3 separate regions of the Homo sapiens genome follow, and all the other regions are linked to region 1. Evidence: read pairs that join two places in POLR2A ChIA-PET (ENCODE). Cell type or tissue: OCI-LY7. All regions are shown on one strand.

What was found. Peaks named below come from ENCODE experiments on the same cell type or tissue, not always from the same donor. Only the 100,000 strongest peaks of a DNase experiment are listed, where the experiment ranks them.
Region 2: POLR2A ChIA-PET joins it to region 1 with 15 read pairs; 22 of 35 experiments call an interaction of 5 or more read pairs at or near these places.
Region 3: POLR2A ChIA-PET joins it to region 1 with 48 read pairs; 22 of 35 experiments call an interaction of 5 or more read pairs at or near these places.

Annotation. Positions count from the first base shown.
Region 1 is chr9:131,676,351-131,678,850 of GRCh38, forward strand. All of the region lies in intron 1 of RAPGEF1 (Rap guanine nucleotide exchange factor 1), which reads right to left. Among named protein-coding and RNA genes, the nearest start is that of RAPGEF1, 62 kb to the right of the region's middle. RefSeq lists enhancers at 2,102-2,151, 2,492-2,500. In OCI-LY7, no CTCF peak of the experiment used is centred here; DNase peaks (open chromatin) are centred at 541, 1,361 and 2,311; H3K4me3 peaks cover 2,500 bases; H3K27ac peaks cover 2,500 bases.
Region 2 is chr9:131,743,055-131,745,554 of GRCh38, forward strand. No RefSeq gene overlaps it. Among named protein-coding and RNA genes, the nearest start is that of RAPGEF1, 4.2 kb to the left of the region's middle. RefSeq lists an enhancer at 1,261-1,320. In OCI-LY7, no CTCF peak of the experiment used is centred here; a DNase peak (open chromatin) is centred at 1,177; H3K4me3 peaks cover 1,101 bases; H3K27ac peaks cover 2,500 bases.
Region 3 is chr9:131,728,202-131,730,701 of GRCh38, forward strand. The region is part of intron 1 of RAPGEF1 (Rap guanine nucleotide exchange factor 1); the gene reads right to left. Among named protein-coding and RNA genes, the nearest start is that of RAPGEF1, 11 kb to the right of the region's middle. RefSeq lists enhancers at 747-856, 1,127-1,506, 1,557-1,706. In OCI-LY7, no CTCF peak of the experiment used is centred here; DNase peaks (open chromatin) are centred at 163, 524, 1,050 and 1,420; H3K4me3 peaks cover 2,143 bases; H3K27ac peaks cover 2,500 bases.

The DNA.
Region 1 (2,500 bases):
GGGAATCACCTGTGTGGGGGACTGAGTCCCCTTCAAGGCAGCTGAGCCCCAAGCACCCCGGCTGTGCTAAGATCTCCAAGATGGGCAAGAAAATCTGGGGACACAACTGCCAAACAATGAGAAAACTTAACTTGGCTCCCAGCCCAACCACGTCCTTTGATGGGTAGCAGATGCCACAAAGAGTGGCTGGTGCAGCTAACACATACCTGGAACGACACCTCCTGTCCTCTTGTTCTGTTCCAAGGTTGTCAGGCTGGGACGAAATCCCAAGAAAGAAATGGGCATGTGGTCACTATCATAGCAGACTGCCAGTTAGGGACATCAGAATATATTTCTCTGTCCTCAAGTTAGGAAGTGAGAGGACAAACCTGGCCTTCTGTGTTGTTTCAGCCACTAATTGGTTTTGTCAATTAGGCAAAACATAATTTCTCTAAGCCTCTTTTCTCATCCACAGGCATTAGCCTAGTCAGCGGTTCTCAAAGTGTGGTCCTGAACCAACAACGACGGCAGCTTCACCAAGAGACTTCTTAGAAATGCAAATTCTTGGGCCCATGCCACACCTACAGAAGCAGACACTCTGGGGGTAGGCCCAGCAATCTGTTTTAACAAGCTCTCCAGGTGATTCTGATACACAGTAAGTTGGAAGACCACTGGCCTAGCTGATGTCCCTTTTTATTGTTTTAGAAACCATCCTTCCTTACGGCCTCCTATCTGTAGTGCTACTGACTTCATTTACCCCAAACAAATATTTACAAAGTTTCTACTATGTGCTAGGAACTGGGGACACCAGGGGAACTTACACGTCTGCTTTGTGTTTAAGTTCTCATCACAATAAACGTGCACGCAGCTTGTTGGCTGGTTGTTCACTGAGTAAGCAGCACAACTGTATTTTCCAGCAACTTGCCTCTTTAGCCATGATCTTCTTCCAAAACTTACTGTACTTTTAAAATTAAAGAGCTCTGCATGCAAGTAGAGATGCAATGTGCTAACAAATACAATGTTACTGTATTGCTGATGATAAAAGAAAGAGATTATGGATGTCCAATTAACATAAGCACAGGAATCAACTGGAAAATTTCTAGAAGGAAATATAGAAAAGAGTAACACAGACAACATTCCTTTCTCCTAAAACTATTTTAGTGACTCACAGTGCTCACGGGTCTTGAATGTTATTCTAGGCACAAAATAACAAACACCAAGTGACATTTTTAGCAGTCCATTTTGCTTCAGGATATATACACAGGAAATGCAAAAGCAAAAACAAAAGCTAAAATGCTCTACCCTAAGAGGAAAGACGCAACCAAACTACCATAATATTAAAAACAGGACTAAAATTAGCTTCCTCCCTTACGCTTAAGGGTCTTACTAAAAACATCTGCCAACAGCTTTTCTTCCTCTCTCCTCTGCTCAAGCAGACCAGGGAAGGCAAATGAAACAGGCTCAGAAGACAAACAAGCGGCCAGCTGCTGCAGAGCTCGGCCTTAACACGAGTCTTGGTCTGCATCAATCCCACAAAGATTCACTCCAGGCCAGAACTAAATTCTCCTAAGTCAAAACTACATCATGGGATTTGACCCTTTTGAGTAGAAGCAGAAATCAGAGTTCTCACCCAGAGCACAGGTCAACAAGCTCTTGTCTGCACTAGTTAAAACAACTCACCTAATAATTAATAGAACATACTCACAGCTGTTTCTGCTTAGAATCGAGGTCAACGCAAACCACGGAGCTAATGTGCAAAGTTACAAAGCAATTCCTCCCCTAATGGTAGGTATTTATTTAGAAAACACTAAGCACACAGCAAATGAGACACTTTAAAAGCAAACAGAGTCAGAAGCTTAGAACTCAAGATTTACTGCAACTGAGTTGTATTCGTTTGGTTCTAAGTTTCCTAGTGGCAAAGGTAAAAAGGTAAATAAGATAGGTTTTGTCCATTAAAAGAAAGTAAATAAACTCAACAGAAGAGGGACTTTTCCTAGCACAACATTCTAGAAGGAATTTCAAGAAGAATGTAAAGTAACTTTGAATCTGGTCTTCAACTTTGCTTTTACAAGATCTATGATGTTCTTCAAATAACAATTTAATATTTTCACTCTACAAAAAATCAATAGTCTGATAACTTTATATCAATACACATTTCTTAGAGAATCTAAACCACTAGTATAAGCCAGTGTGCTGTTTTCAGGAGCTCTAACTTAATCCAGCTGTAACCCTCAAGAGCTTAACAGAAATATGTTCCTCCCCATCTATTTTTGGCAGAAGTGAGACGGTGATCACATCAACACTGAGCTCTGAGGCCCAATGTTTGCAGCTCAGAGCGGTTAAGTGCTGATGACTAAGGCCTGACACACACCCGTGCCCACAGGGACTGTCAGCACTGCAGGTACTAGCAGGACCTCAGGGGTGCAAAAGGACACCCAATCAAACAACACACCAGGAGGCCAGCCTCCATGATGGGGGGTGCCGGGGGCACAGGCAGCCCTCTTCCTCCTCAGAGCACCTT
Region 2 (2,500 bases), 67 kb after region 1:
TGCAAATGGACATTATGGTAAATCAGGGTCACAGAACTTACTTAATAAAGGCTATTCATCAAAGATGTTTATAACTATAGTAGAACACACACAAGGTAATGAAGCAAACGGATTCCCAAAGCCCAGTTCTGGCTGACTTGGAACCTTCTCATGAGCTGCTCCTGCTGTCTAGAATGTTCCCTCCCCTCCTCTCCACTTGGCTGGTCCCAGTCATCTTTTGCTTCTTAGTTTCACTGTCACTTCTATGGAGAATGCTTCCCTGACACGCCCCAACAGGGCCATCCTCCTGTACTGATTAGGAAACTTGATTTCACTCTCAGAAACCTAGCTCTGCTATTGCTTACAGCAAGAAGGGCATTTTTTGAAGATCATAATTAGTAAACCAGGTGTACAATTAGGTCCAAATGCAGCTAACCCAGGCTCTGGAACAAGGCCATTGGTCCTCTATGTTGGTTCCCTTCTCAGGTCATCTTTCTCTACAAGGTAGCAAAGGGTGAAGCTGGGCACCAGCAGTCCTGGGCCTGTCACCTGCCTGCTTAACAACCCCAATGGACAAAGAGGATCTCTTTCCTCATTGTTTCAAAGAGAGCCCCATGGCAGAGTCTAATTAGCTCAGTTTGAGTCACACGTCTATCCCCAGGCCAATGACTGCAGGAATGGGGTAGAATATGTGACTTGGCCAGCCTAGGAATTGTGCCAATTGTGAGAAAACTTGGGAGCAGAGGCTGTGGAACAGCCTAGCATCTCAGGAAGCTGAAGCAAGAGAATCACTTGAGCCTAGGAGTTCAAGCCTGTAGGGTGCTATGATCACACCTATGAATAGCTACTGCACTCCAGCCTGGGCAATAGAGTGAGACCTGTGTCTGAAAACAAAATAAATTGTAAGATAACAGAAAATAAAGCCCTATTAAGACAAGGGGTCATGCCGGGCTCTTGTACTGCGGCAGCACCAACTCCAGCAGAGGGAAGGGGCTCAGTCAACACTCGGGTGGGTGCTGTCAGGCCTTCTCCCAACATTCCAGGGAAGGATGGGGTGAGCCAGGTGACCACTCTACCCTAGCAGCTCTCCAGACTCCATGGTGGAAGATGGAAGAAATAGTTAGGTGGCTCTGAGCCTGCTCACAGAGACTATTTTAGATGGGGGCCCCTTGCAAAAGCGCCACATCCTCTTCTTGCGTTTGCAGACAACACTCAGCTATTCAGACAACAGGAACTCCACGAGACTCGGGTAGAAAACAGCCAGAGTGAGGCTGGTGGCCAGGGGCCCACCTCAGCTTGGATTGGTGGGATCTGTTAGCAGGCACCTGCCTGAACTCCCAGACACCACTGTCCGTTCCCTGTGGACAGAGAGTATTGCTTCATTACATCACCATTGTAGATCAGAGGAGGAGGTGAAACCATTACTAACAGGAGTCATGGGAATGAGGGCTGATGCTTCCTGAGGGCTGCCTGTGGCTGGGCACTGCTCAGTCACTGCCTCAATCCTGACATGAATCCTGGGAGGGCGGGGTCTAGATAAGAGAGTGTTTGTTTGGTCACGTGTTGTAGATACCTACTTAATGTTGGCAAAGGGGAATCTATTGGTAAAAAAAAAGAATGTCTCATAGGTAGAACCAAAGGGCAGGAAATTCAATACCTCGCCAGCAACTGAACTGCACGTAACAATCACTCACTTTCCCACACATCCCGAGGCCACTTCCTTCCCCAGCTCAGCCGTGAGACCAGACCCGCTAAGGATGCTCAATCCAAACCCAAGTTCCAGGAGAGAGGAGCTGATTGGCCCAGCTGGGGTCAGTGGTCCACCCCTGGCCCAGTTGGGTCTGGCCAGGTGGGTGGGGTTATGTAGGAAGCTGAAGGCCTGAGGGACGCGTGACCAACTCAGCATTCCACTGGAGTCTATATGATCAAACAGCAAACTGTTTATCATGAATGCAAGATGTGAACAAGCTCACGACTGCTCTTGCAGACAGAAGGTTTCCTGGAGGCAATCACTCCCTGGGGCCAAGGCTATCTACTGCGACATCTAGAGCCTGTTGTTCGAGGAATGCAGTCTTACAAGCCTACTCTGGGCCAAGCAGCTGACCCCTTCTTCCACCCCAGTTCTCACTACCTCTTTTGCCTAATAAATACAGAGGGCTGTGTAAAGCTCAGAGCTCTTGTCCACTAGAGGCAAGGTGCCCCCTGACCCCTTCTTCCAAATATACTCTTTTGTCTCTTGCCTTTTATTTCCGTGTTCGCCCCCTTTGTTCAGTCGCCCTAGGTCGGTGCGGGTTACATAGTGGCGCCCCGAACAGTGACAGAATCGGGCTCACAACAGGGTTACATGGTACAAACACAACTGCTAGAGGCTACACTTGTGGGTCCAGTTCTCAGCAAAGGAGGGCTTAGCATAGGTGTACCCTGCATCCTCTATGGCTTGTATTAACTCCATGTGGCTTAGTGGGAGACACGAAGACACATTTCTAGTAAGTGGTGGGGCTGGAACTCACACAGGTCAGCC
Region 3 (2,500 bases), 52 kb after region 1:
AAGGGTATGAAATCCCCCTTCTTGCAGTGCTCAATGCAACTTGTAAGTTACTTTGTACACGAGGACCTTGAATGTCTTGTGGTTTTTAACTGTCACAAATGCAACACTCTGTGATCATTTCACCTCCAGAGCTGAACGAAGATGATTTAATTAATCCCCGAAAGTCACCCCGCAAGGAGAAACTGGGGAGGTGTCCCTTGAGACAGGGCAAAAAATATACCTGTTGGTGTATCAGCCCTGCTGTGGCTCTGACATATACCACAGCCTGCAAGCACAGGCCCATTCCTTCCAGACAGACTCAAATTAAAATCAGGGCCTCCTGGTCTGCCTGCATGCACTGGGATATGTGTAGCTGAAATGAATTGCCCTCTACTCTTCCTACGAGTGATCACTTCAAAAGTTTATTACTTAATTGTAAAAACCTACTCCCTGGACTTCAGCTTTCTTAGAGAGAGAAAGAGAAAGAACAAACCAGCCTAAAAGGAAATACCTCAATAGTCAGGGACCTCCCCTTCTCTGTGAGTGCTGAGGTTTGAATTTTAGTTACCAGATTACCATTTTTAAAGAAATGGTCACTTTAGAGTAGAAGGCGACCTGAAGTAAGAACAAAAGCTAAGATTTATCGAGCACTTCTTATGTGTCCAGACTCTGATTAAATGCTTATGTACATCATCTCGTTTAATTCTCCCTCAATACCATAAGGTAGGTACTGTTAGGATTTTCCCCATTTTACAGATAAGGAAAAACTGAGAGTTAGACAAGACAGAGTGACATGCCCAAGATCCCACAACAATGACACAGGAGGGCTGGTATCTAAAGCCACAGCTAGAGGACCTGAAGCACATGCTCTCAGACACTGTTCTGTACTGGCTCACTGCACAGATGGAAAGACAGGGTTGGGGAGGGGCACTGATCCAGTGCATCAGTGCAGGCCCAGGGGCCATGAGGCAGGTCTCCCACCTCTCAGCTCAGGCTCATGCTGCCTCTAACACGGATGAGGGTGTGAGAGCCAAGATCAAAAGTCTCCTGTACACAACGCAGGTGGTGGCTGACTGTCAGTTCCCCAAGGGCACTGACGCCTCAGCCCTCTCAGTACCCTCTCCTCCCCTGGCAGGCTGCTTGACACTCAGTGACAGCCAGTGTTGGGTGGGTGGGTGGGTGGAACTACTTTAACTCGTAAGGGCCACTTCCTACCGTTGTGCCATCTGTGAAAGGTTTCTCCAAAGCAGATTCTCATGCAATATTTTCAGCAAATGTACTTTTTAAGCCACTTCAATAATGGAGAAACCAGGGGCTTCTTCATAAATCTGTAGGCAGATGTGGTGCCACCTTAACAGTCCTACAGAGAGGCTGGAAAGCCCCGGGGGAACCCCAGAGTACATTCCAACCCAAGGCAGTGGTGGTGCCGGCAAGTCAGCCCTAGACCCCAGGAAGGGGAGAGAAGTGAAACTCCAGTTCTCAGCAATACACAACCCACCCCTGGCGAGTCACTTCCCTCTTGCTGCCTCCCTTTCCTCAACTGTCAAATGGGCACAATACCTGCCATTGCTGACTCTTTATAAGAACAGAATTAATTAAATCACACACACACGTCTGAAGGTAAAGCTCCTAGCATCGTTCCCGGCACACAGGAAATAATAAATGTGAGCTGCCATCATCCTCATCTGGGAAAAATCTTGGGCAACTCCATACTTATGATAAGAAACAAATTGGCTGGGCGCAGTGGCTCACGCCTGTAATCCCAGCACTTTGGGAGGCCGAGGCGGGCAGATCACGAGGTCAGGAGATCGAGACCATCCTGGCTAACATGGTGAAACCCCGTTTCTACTAAAAATACAAAAAATTAGCCAGGCGAAGTGGTGGGCACCTGTAGTCCCAGCTACTCAGGAGGCTGAGGCAGGAGAATGGCGTGAACCCGGGAGGTGGAGCTTGCAGTGAGCCGAGACTGCATCACTGCACCCCAGCCTGGGCAACAGAGCGAGACTCCCTCTCAAAAAAAAAAAAAAAAAAAAAAAGAAACAAATTAACAAAGCCCAAAACAACAAAGAAACTAATGTGTACAAAAATGTTTCAAAAGCTATTTTGATGATTAGTTAAGTGCTATCCAACATTTACTGCCATTAAAAATCATCAACAAAACAAGCCTCAATAAGTCCACCCCACATACTGCAGTCTAGACTCCCAAAGAACCAGCCTTAGGCTGGGAGGTGGCTCACACCTGTAATCCCAGCACTTTGGGAGGCTGAGGCGGCGGATCACAAGGTCAGGAGTTCAAGACCAGCCTGGCCAAAGAGACCAGCCTGGTCAACATGGTGAAACCCCATCTCTACTAAAAATACAAAAATTAGCCGGGCGTGGTGGCGGGCGCCTGTCATCCCAGCTACTTGGGAGGCTGAGGCAGAAGAATTGCTTGAACCTGGGAGGGGGAGGTTGCAGTGAGCCGAGATCACCCCATTGCACTCCAGCCTGGGCAACAGCAGAGTGAGACTCCATCTCAAAA